2 separate regions of the Homo sapiens genome follow, and region 2 is linked to region 1. Evidence: read pairs that join two places in POLR2A ChIA-PET (ENCODE). Cell type or tissue: PC-9. All regions are shown on one strand. Each heading gives the region's core, and the rest is flanking DNA. Links, peaks and the distances in the headings are about the cores only. Region 1 has its middle 370 kb from the start of TFAP2B. Region 2 holds the start of LOC105375085 (a long non-coding RNA gene).

Region 1 (8,121 bases), core at 2,158-4,657:
GACACACAGCTGGAAAGGAAGGGGCTGGGATACACTATACTCTCTCAATAAGTGGAGAAATAATAAAAATTGGACTAATAGGTCAAGTTCATCTTTCCAAATAAATGAGCTATGAGGATTAGGTAACTGATGAGAAGGTCTAGCACAGTTTCCGTTTCCTGGAAGGAAAACGAACATTTATTAACATCCACTTTTGCCACCTTTTCTTCCTCATTTCCTACTCTTCCTCTTACTCTTTGCAGCTATTTCTCCAATCCACTTAGCAGACTTTCTCTGGATTTGCCCTAACTTCAGTATGCTGCTCTAGATGTTGTGACACCTGAACCATACAAAGAGTATCAGACGCAGAAATCTCAGACAGTTAGGCAAATGAAAGCTAATTTTTCCTGGTTTGTTTTAACTGCCTCTTGGTTTCCAATCTTTGGATTGGCCCTCTTTGCCATATAAAGACATGCACAGTTAGACTTGGATTTTTTTCTCTGAATTTTAACTAACAGCACAGAATCACCAACGTGTGTATTCTAGAGACTTAATGCTCTTCCTTCCTGCCATGTCTCACTTGCTTGCTCAATGCATACGTTTTTTAGGTAGTTGGTCTGAACCCCACCATTAGCCATGTGGGTAGTGAGAGAAGCTCCCAAACACAGAGACTGCCCTGAGCAATTTGCTAAGAGTAGGGCTCTTAGCAAAGTATTTCTTCAGTGGGTCATACATTGTTGTTGTTGTTTTTATCACTGAATTTATATTTCTCCTCCACACTATTTAAATACTTGGAAGTGCAAACAATCAGAATGGCTTCTTCTCTCTTACAAAGATTCTTTTTAATTGGTTTCAGACTCATTTACCATTACCTTCTGAATCAGCTCTTTAATGCAAGAGTCAAAAGAATGCATCTTTTGCTTGTGAACTGCTATTTTAGGAAACAGTCCTTTGTTCTTTGTGAAAACCTCACCTCCAACTTTTATAATATTAATTCCATCTAAGTTTGGGAAATCAAAGACAATCATTATTATTTTTGGCCTAATTTTACTGCTTTCCCAGAATTTTTAAATGCTGTTTTTCTCAGATTCTTCGGTCTATTTTACATACCTTTTGCTAATTATTTATTAAAGTGGCATTAAATTCTTTTTATGCCTTATGGCCTTTCTTTTTTCTATGATTAGTCTTATATTTAAAAAATAACATTTTTTTCTTTTTGTTTAAAGGCAGTATCAATACACTATCAAAACATAAGAAAGTACAAACATGAAAACAAAAATTTTTAACCTAGATTGTTCCCCACCAGAGCCCATTTAATATCACATACAAAAACATGCACTCTTTATGGGAGGAAATATTTGTAAACCATACATCTGATGAGGTTAATATCTATAATATCTAAGAAACTCATTCAATTCAATAGGAAAAACAAATACAATTTGAATATCCCTTATTCAAAATGCTTGGAAAGAGTAGTGCTTTGAATTTGTGATTTTTTTTTCAGATTTTGGAATATTTGCATTGCGCTTATCTGTTGAGCATCTCAAATCTAAAAATTTGAAAGCAAGTGCTCCAGTGAGCATTTCCTTCGAGCATCTTGGTGGTGCTCAAAGAGTTTAGAATTTTGGAACATTTCAGATTTTAGATTTTCAAATTTGGGTTGCTTAACCAGTAATTCACTTTAAAAATGGGCAAAGAGCCTGAACAGACCTTTTTTTCAAAATTCCAGCAGGTACATGAAAAGGTGCTCAATGTCATTAATCATCAGGAATTTGCAAATCAAAACCACAGGATCATCTCACACCTGTTAGGATGGCTATGAAATAGACAGGAAGTAACAAATGCTGGTAAGGATGTGGAGGAAAAAAAAACATTGTACACTATTGATGGGAATGTAATTTGATACAGCCAATATAGTAAACACTATGAAAGTTTCTCAAAAAAAAAAAATAAAAATAGAACTAGCATGTGATCTAGTAATCCCACTATTTGGTGTATATATGAAGGGAAAGAAATCAATGTCTTGAGGAAATGAATGTCTTGAGGAAATAAATTCCTATTCATTGCAGGGTTATTCACAATAGCCAAAATATGAAAACAATCTGTTCATGGATGGGTGAATGAATTTTAAAAAATTGTATATATACACACACACACACACACACACACACCCCTGTTGTGATACTTTGGATGAACCTGGAGGACACAGTTTTTGCTCTTTTTGAGACAGGATCTCACTCTGCCACACAGGTTGGAGTGCAACGGCACAATCGCAGCTCACTGTAGCCTCAAACTTCTAGTCTCAAAAGATCCTCCCAGCTAAGGGGAGGGCAGCCAAGATGGCCGAATAGGAACAGCTCCGGTCTACAGCTCCCAGCGTGAGCGACACAGAAGACAGGTGATTTCTGCATTTCCATCGGAGGTACCGGGTTCATCTCACTAGGGAGTGCCAGACAGTGGGCGCAGGACAGTGGGTGCAGTGCACCCTGCGCGAGCCGAAGCAGGGCGAGGCATAGCCTCACTTGGGAAGTGCAAGGGGTCAGGGAGTTCCCTTTCCTAGTCAAAGAAAGGGGCGACAGATGGCACCTGGAAAATCGTGTCACTCCCACCCCAATACTGAGCTTTTCTGATGGGCTTAAAAAACGGCGCACCAGGAGATGATATCCTACACCTGGCTTGGAGGGTCCTATGCCCACAGAGTCTGGCTGATTGCTAGCACAGCAGTCTGAGATCAAACTGCAAGGCAGCAGTGAGGCTGTGGGAGGGGCGCCCGCCATTGCCCAGCCTTGCTTAGGTAAACAAAGCAGCTGGGAAGCTTGAACTGGGTGGAGCCCACCACAGCTCAAGGAGGCCTGCCTGCCTCTGTAGGCTCCACCTCTCGGAGCAGGGCACAGACAAACAAAAAGACAGCAGTAACCTCTGCAGACTTAAATGTCCCTGTCTGACAGCTTTGAAGAAAGCAGTGGTACTCACAGCACGCAGCTGCAGATCTGAGAACGGGCAGACTGCTTCCTCAAGTGGGTCCCTGACCCCTGATACCTGAGCAGCCTAACTGGGAGGCACCCCCCAGTAGGGGCAGACTGACAACTCACACGGCCGGGTACTCCTCTGAGACAAAACCTCCAGAGGAATGATCAGACAGCAGCATTCCTGGTTCATGAAAACCCGCTGTTCTGCAGCCACCACTGCTGATACCCAGGCAAACAGGGTCTGGAGTGCACCTCTAGCAAACTCCAACAGACCTGCAGCTGAGGGTCCTGACTGTTAGAAGGAAAACTAACAAACAGAAAGGACATCCACACCAAAAACCCATCTGTACATCACCATCATCAAAGACCAAAAGTAGATAAAACCACAAAGATGGCGAAAAAACAGAGCAGAAAAACTGGAAACTCTAAAAAGCAGAGTGCCTCTCCTCCTCCAAAGGAACGCAGTTCCTCACCAGCAATGGAACAAAGCTGGACGGAGAATGACTTTGACAAGTTGAGAGAAGAAGGCTTCAGACAATCAAACTACTCCAAGCTACAGGAGGAAATTCAAACTAAAGGCAAAGAGTTAAAAACTTTGAAAAAAATTTAGACGAATGTATAACTAGAATAACCAATTCAGAGAAGTCCCTAAAGGACCTGATGGAGCTGAAAGCCAAGGCTCGAGAAGTACGTGAAGAATGCAGAAGCCTCAGGAGCCGATGCGATCCACTGGAAGAAAGGGTATCAGTGATGGAAGATCAAATGAATGAAATGAAGCAAGAAGGGAAGTTTAGAGAAAAAAGAATAAAAAGAAATGAACAAAGCCTCCAAGAAATATGGGACTATGTGAAAAGACCAATCTACGTCTGATTGGTGTACCTTAAAGTGACGGGGAGAATGGAACCAAGTTGGAAAACACTCTGCAGGATATTATCCAGGAGAACTTCCCCAATCTAGCAAGGCAGGCCAACATTCAGATTCAGGAAATACAGAGAACACCACAAAGATACTCCTCGAGAAGAGCAACTCCAAGAAACATAATTGTCAGATTCACCAAAGTTGAAATGAAGGAAAAAATGTTAAGGGCAGCCAGAGAGAAAGGTCCGGTTACCCACAAAGGGAAGACCATCAGACTAACAGCTGATCTCTTGGCAAAAACTCTACAAGCCAGAAGAGAGTGGGGGCCAATATTCAACATTCTTAAAGAAAAGAATTTTCAGTGCAGAATTTCATATCCAGCCAAACTAAGCTTCATAAGTGAAGCAGAAATAAAATACTTTACAGACAAGCAAATGCTAAGAGATTTTGTCACCACCAGGCCTGCCCTAAAAGAGCTCCTGAAGGAAGCACTAAACATGGAAAGGAACAACCAGTACCAGCCACTGCAAAATCATGCCAAATTGTAAAGACCATCGAGACTAGGAAGAAACTGCATCAACTAACGAGCAAAATAACCAGCTAACATCATAATGACAGGATCAAATTCAAACATAACTATATTAACTTTAAATGTAAATGGACTAAATGCTCCAATTAAAAGACACAGACTGGCAAATTGGATAAAGAGTCAAGACCCATCAGTGTGCTGTATTCAGGAAACCCATCTCACGTGCAGAGACACATATAGGCTCAAAATAAAAGGATGGAGGAAGATCTACCAAGCAAATGGAAAACAGAAAAAGGCAGGGGTTGCAATCCTAGTCTCTGATAAAACAGACTTTAAACCAACAAAGATCAAAAGAGACAAAGAAGGCCATTACATAATGGTAAAGGGATCAATTCAACAAGAAGAGCTGACTATCCTAAATACATATGCACCCAATACAGGAGCACCCAGATTCATAAAGCAAGTCCTGAGTGACCTACAAAGAGACTTAAGACTCCCACAGAATAATAATGGGAGACTTTAACACCCCACTGTCAACATTAGACAGATCAACGAGGCAGAAAGTTAACAAGGGTACCCAGGAATTGAACTCAGCTCTGCACCAAGCAGACCTAATAGACATCTACAGAACTCTCCACCCCAAATCAACAGAATATATATTTTTTTCAGCACTGCACCACACCTGTTCCAAAATTGACCACATAGTTGGAAGTCAAGCTCTCCTCAGCAAATGTAAAAGAACAGAAATTATAACAAACTGTCTCTCAGACCACAGTGCAATCAAACTAGAACTCAGGATTAAGAAACTCACTCAAAACCACTCAACTACATGGAAACTGAACAACCTGCTCCTGAATGACTACTGGGTACATAATGAAATGAAGACAGAAATAAAGATGTTCTTTGAAACCAATGTGAACAAAGACACAACATACCAGAATCTCTGGGACACATTCAAAGCAGTGTGTAGAGGGAAATTTAAAGCACTAAATGCCCACAAGAGAAAGCAGGAAAGATCCAAAATTGACACCCTAACATCACAATTAAAAGAACTAGAAAAGCAAGAGCAAACACATTCAAAAGCTAGCAGAAGGCACGAAATAACTAAAATCAGAACAGAACTGAAGGAAATAGAGACACAAAAACCCTTCAAAAAATTAATGAATCCAGGAGCTGATTTTTTGAAAGGATCAACAAAATTGATAGACCGCTAGCAAGTCTAATAAAGAAAAAAGAAGAATCAAATAGACATAACAAAAAATGATAAAGGATATATCACCACCGATCCCACAGAAATACAAACTACCATCAGAGAATACTACAAACACCTCTATGCAAATAAACTAGAAAATCTAGAAGAAATGGATAAATTCCTCGACACATACACCCTCCCAAGACTAAACCAGGAAGAAGTTGAATCTCTGAATAGACCAATAACAGGCTCTGAAACTGTGGCAATAATCAATAGCTTATCAACCAAAAAGAGTCCAGGACCAGATGGATTCACAGCCGAATTCTACCAGAGGTACAAGGAGGAACTGGTACGATTCCTTCTGAAACTATTCCAATCAATAGAAAAAGGGGAATCCTCCCTAACTCATTTTATGAGGCCAGCATCATCCTGATACCAAAGCCGGGCAGAGACACAACCAAAAAAGAGAATTTTAGACCAATATCCTTGGTGAACATTGATGCAAAAATCCTCAATAAAATACTGGCAAACCGAATCCAGCAGCACATCAAAAAGCTTATCCACCATGATCGAGTGGGCTTCATCCCTGGGATGCAAGGCTGGTTCAATATATGCAAATCAATAAATGTAATCCAGCATTTAAAAAGAACCAAAGACAAAAACCACATGACTATCTCAATAGATGCAGAAAAGCCCTTTGACAAAATTCAACAACGCTTCATGCTAAAAACTCTGAATAAATTAGGTATTGATGGGACGTATCTCAAAATAATAAGAGCTATCTATGACAAACCCACAGCCAATATCATACTGAATGGGCAAAAACTGGAAGCATTCCCTTTGAAAACTGGCACAAGACAGGGATGCCCTCTCTCACCACTCCTATTCAACATAGTGTTGGAAGTTCTGGCCAGGGCAATTAGGCAGGAGAAGGAAATAAAGGGTATTCAATTAGGAAAAGAGGATGCCAAATTGTCCCTGTTTGCTTATGACATGATTGTATATCTAGAAAACCCCATCGTCTCAGGCCAAAATCTCCTTAAGCTGATAGGCAACTTTAGCAAAGTCTCAGGATACAAAATCAATGTACAAAAATCACAGGCATTCTTATACACCAATAACAGACAAACAGAGAGCCAAATCATGAGTGAACTCCCATTCACAATTGCTTCAAAGAGAATAAAATACCTAGGAATCCAACTTACAAGGGACGTGAAGGATCTCTTCAAGGAGAACTACAAACCACTGCTCAATGAAATAAAAGAGGGTACAAACAAATGGAAGAACATTCTATGCTCATGGGTAGGAAGAATCAATATCATGAAAATGGCCATAATGCCCAAGGTAATTTATAGATTCAACGCCATCCCCATCAAGCTACCAACGACTTTCTTCACAGAATTGGAAAAAACTACTTTAAAGTTCATATGGAACCAAAAAAGAGCCCGCATCACCAAGTCAATCCTAAGCCAAAAGAACAAAGCTGGAGGCATCACGCTACCTGACTTCAAACTACACTACAAGGCTACAGTAACCAAAACAGCATGGTACTGGTACCAAAACAGAGAAATAGACCAATGGAACAGAACAGAGCCCTCAGAAATAACGCCGCATATCTACAACTATCTGATCCTTGACAAACCTGAGAAAAACAAGCAATGGGGAAAGGATTCCCTATTTAATAAATGGTGCTGGGAAAACTGGCTAGTCATATGTAGAAAGCTGAAACTGGACCCCTTCCTTACACCTTTTACAAAAATTAATTCAAGATGGATGAAAGACTTAAACATTAGACCTAAAACCATAAAAACCCTAGAAGAAAACCTAGGCATTTCCATTCAGGACATAGGCATGGGCAAGGACTTCATGTCTAAAACACCAAAAGCAAAGGCAACAAAAGCCAAAATTGACAAATGGGATCTAATTAAACTAAAGAGCTTCTGCACAGCAAAAGAAACTACCATCAGAGTGAACGGGCAACCTACAGAATGGGAGAAAATTTTCGCAACCTACTCATCTGACAAAGGGCTAATATCCAGAATCTACAATGAACTCAAACAAATTTACAAGAAAAAAACAAACAACCCCATCAAAAAGTGGGCGAAGGACATGAACAGACACTTCTCAAAAGAAGACATTTATGCAGCCAAAAAACACATGAAAAAGATGCTAACCATCAGTGGCCATCAGAGAAATGCAAATCAAAACCGCAATGAGATACTATCTCACCCCAGTTAGAATGGCAATCATTAAAAAGTCAGGAAACAACAGGTGCTGGAGAGGATGTGGAGAATAAGATCACTTTTACACTGTTGGTGGGACTGTAAACTAGTTCAACCATTGTGGAAGTCAGTGTGGTGATTCCTCAGAGATCTAGAACTAGAAATACCATTTGACCCAGCCATCCCATTACTGGGTATATACCCAAAGTATTATAAATCATGCTGCTATAAAGACACATGCACACGTATGTTTATTGTGGCACTATTCACAATAGCAAAGACTTGGAATGAAACCAAATGTCCAACAATGATAGACTGGATTAAGAAAATGTGGCACATATATACCATGGAATACTATGCAGCCATAAAAAA
Region 2 (8,121 bases), core at 1,904-4,403, 220 kb before region 1:
ACTTAGCCCTGATGAATGAGAATCTGCATTTTCAATAAGTATTTCAGCCAATCTACAACACATTAATGTTAAAAAACAACCTATCTATGTCATCCCTTATTTTAAATAAGCATGCACAGTTTATGTACATCAATGATCAACGAACTAAGAAGTATTATTTATCTATTTGGAAAAATTCTACTCGCTCAACTTTAGGGAGGGATGATTCTTATACTTTTATGCCTCATCCCTTTCATATTATTCTGTTCTCATGCTGCTAATAAGGACATACCTGAGACTGAGTAATTTATAAAGGAAAGAGGTTTAATTGACTCACAGTTCAGCATGATTTTAGAGGCCTCAGGAAACTTATAATCATGGTGGAAGGGGACACAAACGTCCTTCTTCACATGGTGACAGCATGGAGAAGTGCAAACGGGGAAAAGCCCCTTATAAAACCATCAGATCTCTTGAGAACTCACTCACTATCATGAGAACAGCATGGAGGCAACCACCCCTATGATTCAATTACCTCCAACTGGATCCCCCCTCCATGATGTGTGGAGATTGTGAGAACTACAATTCAAGATGAGATTTGCGTGGGGACACAGCCAAACCATATCACCTTTCATAGGGCATTTAAACCTTTCAACATTATGAACAAAGGTTAACCGTGACAGATAAGAGAATCATACAAGTAATTGGTTTAAATGGTAAGAAATTTCAGTATTTCCCAGCATAGTAACCATGTTTGAAAGAAGATCACACTTCTACAAAATGACTTCCATTTAGGAACAGCCTTTTCATTGTGAAGTATCTACAGCTGCCAGTACTAAATCCATGGGATATAAAGAGGGAAACAGGAATAAGATACAATCTCTGCCCTAAGGGGGCCATAGACTTTTTAAATATTTCCTTATTTTTTAGTCAGAAGAAGGGGATAGGGGAAAGATATGTACATAATATCAGATGAGCCCACTACTAGAGATGCTACTGAGACTCTGGAAGCTGAGTGGTAGAAAACCTCAAAATATTAAAATTAGGGAAGGTCTCATAAAGGAGGTTACTCCTGAGCAGATGCTGACAGAAAATAGGATGCTCTTCCCTAAGGCATCAAATGGGGGAAAGGAATTGCAGGCTGGGACTCCCATGCAGCAAGGCAGAGCAGCATGCCGTGGGGGAAACATTAGTCCCTGCCTTTCCTTTGAGGGCCCCCACCACACAGCCTTCTTCATAAAACTTAGGTGATCTGACCAAATAGTCTTACATATGTCAGACTTGCACCATTTATATGTGCATAGGGATACTTTGCCTTCAAACATCAAAAAATTAAAATTAACCTAAATAATTTCATTTAAAATCAATTAGCATTTTCATTTACTTTGACTGATAAAGAAAAAGCCTACATTTTCTTTACAGAAAGACATTTGAAGACATCCTGTACAAATTACTAAAAGGAAAAATAACACAATATTGTAATTAGGTTAACTATATTTCCTCAGTCCTCCCTCTGGCCACCTCCTTCCCAAATAGATCACTTTAGAAAAACTAGCAGTTATTCAAAACAAAATATGTTGGTGTATCTTGCAGCCAAATAATATGAATTGACAAGGCACAATAATATGAGCCAACCTTGAACTGATAAATTTGCCCAGTAAAAAAGTGTAGCTTGAGCAGCTCTGTTGATCATTTGAAATGTTAATGGTAATATGCTTGTTTACTATTGAGATATTTATGACTAATGGTGTGATGTTATTTAAATTCACAGCATTCATTAATTTCAGCTGTTTTTCATCATTAGGAAAAATAATTCAACAGAAACTTCAATATTTTTTAAGAGCAACATATGAAGCAACACCAGAGTGCCACCAATCACAGAAGGCCCCTTCCTCAGACTCGGTTCTGCCAAAACCAAGCCCTCCAAAAAAGACTTCCTCTGGGTAACTTCTGGGTTGCATTCAGATTTTTAAAGACTTAGAAAGAACTCTTCTAATTCCTCAAGTTAACTTGGTATCAGAACATGATTAGTCCTATTGTGGTTATGATTAGCAATATATAAAGGCCACATTTATGCCCCATGTAAAGGAGGTCAGATGACGAAAGTGATTTTTTCCCTTGGGTTCATGGGTGACTCAAGACTATTGTAATGTTCACATTTTATAACAGGAAATAGAAAGTTAATTGATAGCTATTTAGAGCCATCAAAATCCTTTTTTAATAAACCTAGTAAGGCAATAAAGAATTACTTTGTGTAAGATTAGAAAGACCATAGAAAATAATTTATTATGACTGATTTCCATATGGGTTGCTGAGCCAACAGACGACTGGCGCTAATTGTTGACTTAAACTCAGTCACTGTAACTCCAAGTCAAAATGTTTCCTGTGGTTTGAGATTGGCTTCAGCCTTTTACCTCCAAGAATGGAAGGACACGAAGGTTCCACAGGATATCTGCTCTACTTTTTCCTTTTTTTTTTCCTAAAAAGATCTTAATGTTGTGTGAGGTCAGGGGTTTTATTTTTCTCTGTTCTACATAATCCTGTCTTTATCCATGCTTATGGATGTGGAAAGAGCTACATTTATAGCTATCCTTATCTAAAGCTCACTGACTTGATGATTCAGAATAAGGTTAAAGAACACAGTTTTTGTTACCAGTTACTTAAGCAGTAAGTAATATACAGATACGAATTATAAACTATTACCAATCTAATATGTGATAGCAAATGACATAATCAGACTTTAGTTGCCTTGGTATGTTAAAAAGAAGAGATCTCACTCTGTGATGATCAATTAATCAATGAACTGTCCTGTGTTTTACAGTCACGATTATCTAATCTGGATAAAATATACACATTTGCAGAATCACGGTGACCTAAAAATGCAGTCACCAACTGCCTGCCGATAAAGATGAACATCATTTGGTTGATTAACAATAACAATAAAATACTTAAATGAAGATGCCTGAAACTGCAAGAAGAAAGAGGTGGGGAGGCATTAGCAGAATGCCCTGTGGAAGAGAATTCATGATCAGGTGTTCTTCATGGCTCTTATGAGAGATCATTGAGCTCAGCTCTGGGATATCTGGAGCTGGATGGCTGACTTATTCCTGAATTTAAGCCAAGAGTATGTGAAGAAACAATCTGCTTCTGGTTCACAAGAAAACCTCTGAAATTTAGGAAAAACCAAGGAGAAAAAAAAAAAAAAAAAAAAACAGAGAGTGAGGGATAAGTGATGTCTGAAGTGCCAAATTTGGCATCAGGAGAATGGTTGGAATAGATCGTGAACTCTTAGCAAAAGAGACCATTCTGGGCTTGCTGAGCTCCGGCGCCCGCGGAGCTCGCACCAGGCTCCCCGGAAAGGACGGGGCGTGTTACCGGGGAGCAGCTGCTCTATTGCGCCTCGAGGCTCCGATCGGGCTAGGCCGGCGGCCTCGCTCCCTCCCTTCACCTTTCCTCTCCTGGCGGGCCCGGCGGCGGGCAAGTGACTGCCCGCCATGCCTGAAAGGCGACTCTTCGATTCAAGATGACCAGAGAAGAACCTCTTCCCAAGAAAGTTCGACTGAGTGAAACAGACTTCAAAGTTATGGCAACAGATGAGTTAATTCTAAGATGGAAACAATATGAAGCATACGTACAAGCTTTGGAGGGCAAGTATACAGATCTTAAACTCTAATGATGTAACTGGCCTAAGAGAGTCTGAAGAAAAACTAAAGCAACAACAGCAAGAGTCTGCACGCAGGGAAAACATCCTTGTAATGCGACTAGCAACCAAGGAACAAGAGATGCAAGAGTGTACTACTCAAATCCAGTACCTCAAGCAAGTCCAGCAGCCGAGCGTTGCCCAACTGAGATCAACAATGGTAGACCCAGCGATCAACTTGTTTTTCCTAAAAATGAAAGGTGAACTGGAACAGACTAAAGACAAACTGGAACAAGCCCAAAATGAACTGAGTGCCTGGAAGTTTACGCCTGATAGGTAAACAAATCATCCTCCCCAGTTAAGACTTCCCTGACAGTCCCACTACGAGAAAGCTGTGGTGGGACAACCAAGTACTCGTTTCCACACCAAGACTCAGACTTTTTGAGCCAAAAAAAAAAAAAAAAAAAGCCACATTCTTACACTGTCCAGCTTGTAATGTTTAATGTAAAACTTACCAGATGAACCTTGTGTTTCAGCTTTTTTCTTTTCCCCTTCCCCTTGCTTCAGACGCCTGATGGCATCGGACTATTCCGAAGAAGTGGCCACCTCCGAAAAATTCCCCTTCTAGAACATGTAGACACTTGAGAAATGTTTCTGTTTGAAGAAAATAGAGGGAGAAACAGAAGTCTTAAGTCTGTGGCACACTGTGTCTTCAGACAGTTTGAAGGAATGAAAACCTAGAGATTTTAAATCATGAAGTGAAAATGTAAAATTCCAGTAAAATGTAAAAATGGAATATGCATCGCTCTTAACCTTGAGCATAGTGACTTAGAGACACTGTGTATCAGTTTTGCCAATAAGACTGTGGACTTCATGATTGTTGTACTTCTGGGTCAAAACTCAAATGAGGTGAATTTTGCCTTTAAAGGTTTTATTTGCTGAGAAACAACTTTTGATAGTCATGAGAGAATCAAATAATAGATGTCCGTACAAGTAGCACATATATTTAACCATTTAGTTTGGGGCTCTGTATTACTTGCTTGAGCCTTAATCAATGTGGTTTTATTCAATGGTTTGTTCTTTGAATGGCTGCAAAAACTGTAGATAAACTTACTGAGGACTGTACAGACATGAAGGTGTGGTATCAAACTTCAGGTTGAAACTGTTTGAAGCATTATAAACATTCATTTCACAACTAGATTGTATAAGGATATTAGCTGTGATGAGACTCACTGCATTTTTTTTTAGTGAATTTTATGAAATCCCCATTCCATTCAACAGGCACATGTTTGAAAGAGCATTGTCGTTGGTGTTAATGGGGGAATGTGTTCCTTCATTGTATTTGGGCCTTTTGTATTGCACTCTTGATATTAAATTAAATGTGCCTTGAAATAGTTGGGTTTTTTTTTCTAAGTTCAAAGAATATTATGATGATTTTGTTGTACTATTTAACATTTTAATTTGGGGCTGGGAGGGCCTGTGGAGAGCAGATTCATTTTGGAAATACTGTTGCTGTGCTCTTCAAAGTGAAGGAAAAGGCGCTGTGCCTCATTTTTAAAAGACCTACATAAAAGACAAGGAGACTTGACACTTGTTACTTTTATGACACTTTGTCCCTGGGTATTGCAGTAGAAAGTAATGTGGGACAGCTTCACAGAGTGCCTGCCAGAAGATAATGTGTTGGAACAGTGGGCTGGCCTAAGTAAGACATTTTATGAATTGAAAAAAGATATACTGATCATTTCTAGCAAATTCATTTAACCATTTAGATAAATGAGGCATTATTTTCTTCATGCTTCCATCCAATCCTGGAGGTGAATTTTTTCTGTCTGATCATTCTATAAGTCACCAATTCAAATTTTCGCTTGGTGATAATGGAGTCTAAGATGAGTGGAAGATAAATGTTCCAGCTTGTCGCAACATTTAAGTGCAGTTTTAACAAGGGTGACTTAAGTTCTCTCTCAATCATTCAAATCAATTGTAAGTATCATATGTTTGTGCTTTAGGGAACTGATTGTGGGGCAGAGGGTAGGTTGAAGAAGTGGTTTGTATGACTTTTCAGCAAGAAATCTGCATCTAAAATTCTCACTATTTGTGAGGGTTGGAGGGTAAGTAACCAGATCTGTTTGAAATTAGCTTATGTGCTTGCATTAAGGCTTTTGTAAATATTTTATGCCATTTAAGTTCACAGTAGAAATGGCCTAAGTATCTTTTTAGTAGATTTTAGTAGAAAAGTAATCCATAAAATGTATTATTAACATGTACTCAAATTTAGCAGGCATCTTTCTTTGCCACTTAGATGGCAGTCATGAGTTCTGTGGTTTTTTTCTTGTCATTGTTAAAATTTTCTCTTTTAATAAGATAATACATGCTTGTGTATAAAATTGAAATACTGTTGAGAAAGGGGGAGATGAAAAGTGAGTGTCACTCTTGGATCTGACCTTGACATCCTCATTCTGTTCTCCAGGAGCAGTAACTGCTATTACTTTTTCTTGGGTATCATGAAGATAATTTCTATGCATATACAGTCATTTTATGTATATTGTTTTAAACAAATGTGATCATACCATAAACACAGATGAGTTGCACCTTGTTTTTTTTAACTTGGTCTCTTTGGCGTTTTTCCATTTTTTAGTGTATCTAGACACCTACATTTTTAATGGTTACATAATGTATTTGCATTATATTAAGGAATCATGATTTATTTGAATCACTTATAAATGGATTTTTTTCCGTAAAATTGGCTGTAAGCCAGAGTATATCAGGTACTATAAATACATCACTAATTTGAAACAAATAATGGCTCAGGCAATCCCCTGTCTGGAATATTTCCAGTAGTGGAATGGGTTTTGCTTTGGGTTGCGTGCATGCGCGCGTGTGTTTGTGTGTCTTCACTTTACTGTTTTTCTGTTTTAATTTTGAGGAAGAAAGATTCCCGGAAATAACCTGTCCAGTTCAGTTAAAATATTTCATTTATGTGAGACTGTACACATTTTAGAGTGTTTAGAGGTATATCTTTCAAAGTGCTTTCTATTATGTTTGTGGGTGATTTTAGGAATGGGTTGATTTTTTTGTTTGTAATTTTAAAAAATTATTCAAAAACAATTACTTGTAATTAAATTATTTTAAAAAAAGAGACCATTCTGATCAACTACCACTGCATTATAAACCACCCCAAATTTAAAACAATTATTTGTTAACATCTCCCATATTTCATAAATTGATGAGCTCACCTGAGAAGTTCTTGCTTGGGGACTTTTGTAAAATTGTAGTCAGATGTTGGCTGGGACTACAGTCATCTCAAGTCTTGACTGGACTTGATGTTTATCCAGTCCAGCCACTGTTGGCAGCTGATGCTGGCTGTCAGCGGGGACCTCAGCTGGAGCTTTCCACTGAGGTGCCCTAAACATGACCCCTCCTTGTAGCTTAGGTTTTATATTGTGAGTTAGCTGGGATTTTAGGGGGAGAGTTCCAAAAAGGAGCTTCCAAAGAGATCCAGTGAAAAATGTAAGAAATTCTATGATCTAGCCTCTGAAAATCAGACCATCACTTCTGCCACATTATATTGGTCAAGCAAGTCACTAAATCCAGCTTAGATTCAAAGAAAGGGAAACGGGGCTCTATCCCTTGACATTAGGAGCAACACGTGTACATAGAAAGGAAAGGAAGTGATAGTAGTCATCTTTGTAGAGTCACATAGAGGCATTGTTTCTGTCTTGAACACATGAAACATAGTCTGCAGATCCTTCGTGATGGATGTGGATTCTATGCACATGATGTGACCACAAATATTGGAACAAAGCAAAGGGAGCATTCAAATAAGATCATATGCACCCTCCAATGAAAACTAATCAATATTTCCATTATACTGAGAATAAAGTTCAAATTTCTTACCATGGCCTGCAAAGCCCTTTATGATTTGCTCCATTCCAACTTCTCTGACTTCTTGTCCTCCCACTCTTTCCCTTGCTTACTTTGCTTTAGTCAGGCTACCTTTCTCGCTTTGCTTGCAATTGTCAATTATGCTATCTCCTTTTGGAAAACTCTGCTCCCAGATCTTCCAACATCTAATTTCTGCACTTTATCCAAGTTTCTGTGCAAAAAGTCTCTTCAGAAACGGCATCCCTTAAGCACTCTCTTCGGCGATCACTCACCTTGTGCCACTTGTCCTCATGTCTTCATGATCTGAGACTCTCTTGTTCATCTCTCTGTTTAGTTTTAGTGTCAGTTCCCCTTACCAGCCCATAAGCCCCACTGGAGCAGGGATCCGACTCATCTTGCTCACTTCCATTCTTGCAGGACCAGGAACTGTATTGGTACATAGTGATACCCAGTCCATATCATTGAATTGACGACTATGCCTGAGCTTTATTTTCAGTTGGTTATCGTTAGAAATGTCCTAAATATCCTTTAAAAATTATGTGAGCCCTATGTGTAATTCATTCAGCATTCACTTCTACCTGTGATTACCCAACACCTTTCAAAATTATTTTTTCCTATTTATT

Evidence for each region. ChIA-PET counts read pairs that join two places held together with the same protein. Peaks named below come from ENCODE experiments on the same cell type or tissue, not always from the same donor. Only the 100,000 strongest peaks of a DNase experiment are listed, where the experiment ranks them.
Region 2: POLR2A ChIA-PET joins it to region 1 with 14 read pairs; 2 of 35 experiments call an interaction of 5 or more read pairs at or near these places.

Annotation. Positions count from the first base shown.
Region 1 is chr6:51,188,001-51,196,121 of GRCh38, reverse strand. No RefSeq gene overlaps it. Among named protein-coding and RNA genes, the nearest start is that of TFAP2B, 370 kb to the right of the region's middle. In PC-9, for the core only: no CTCF peak of the experiment used is centred there; no DNase peak of the experiment used is centred there; H3K4me3 peaks cover 719 bases.
Region 2 is chr6:51,405,916-51,414,036 of GRCh38, reverse strand. It overlaps LOC105375085 (a long non-coding RNA gene), which reads left to right and starts at 5,358. Exons shown (of 3, transcript XR_926868.1): 1 at 5,358-5,596. It also overlaps the pseudogene WTAPP2. In PC-9, for the core only: no CTCF peak of the experiment used is centred there; no DNase peak of the experiment used is centred there.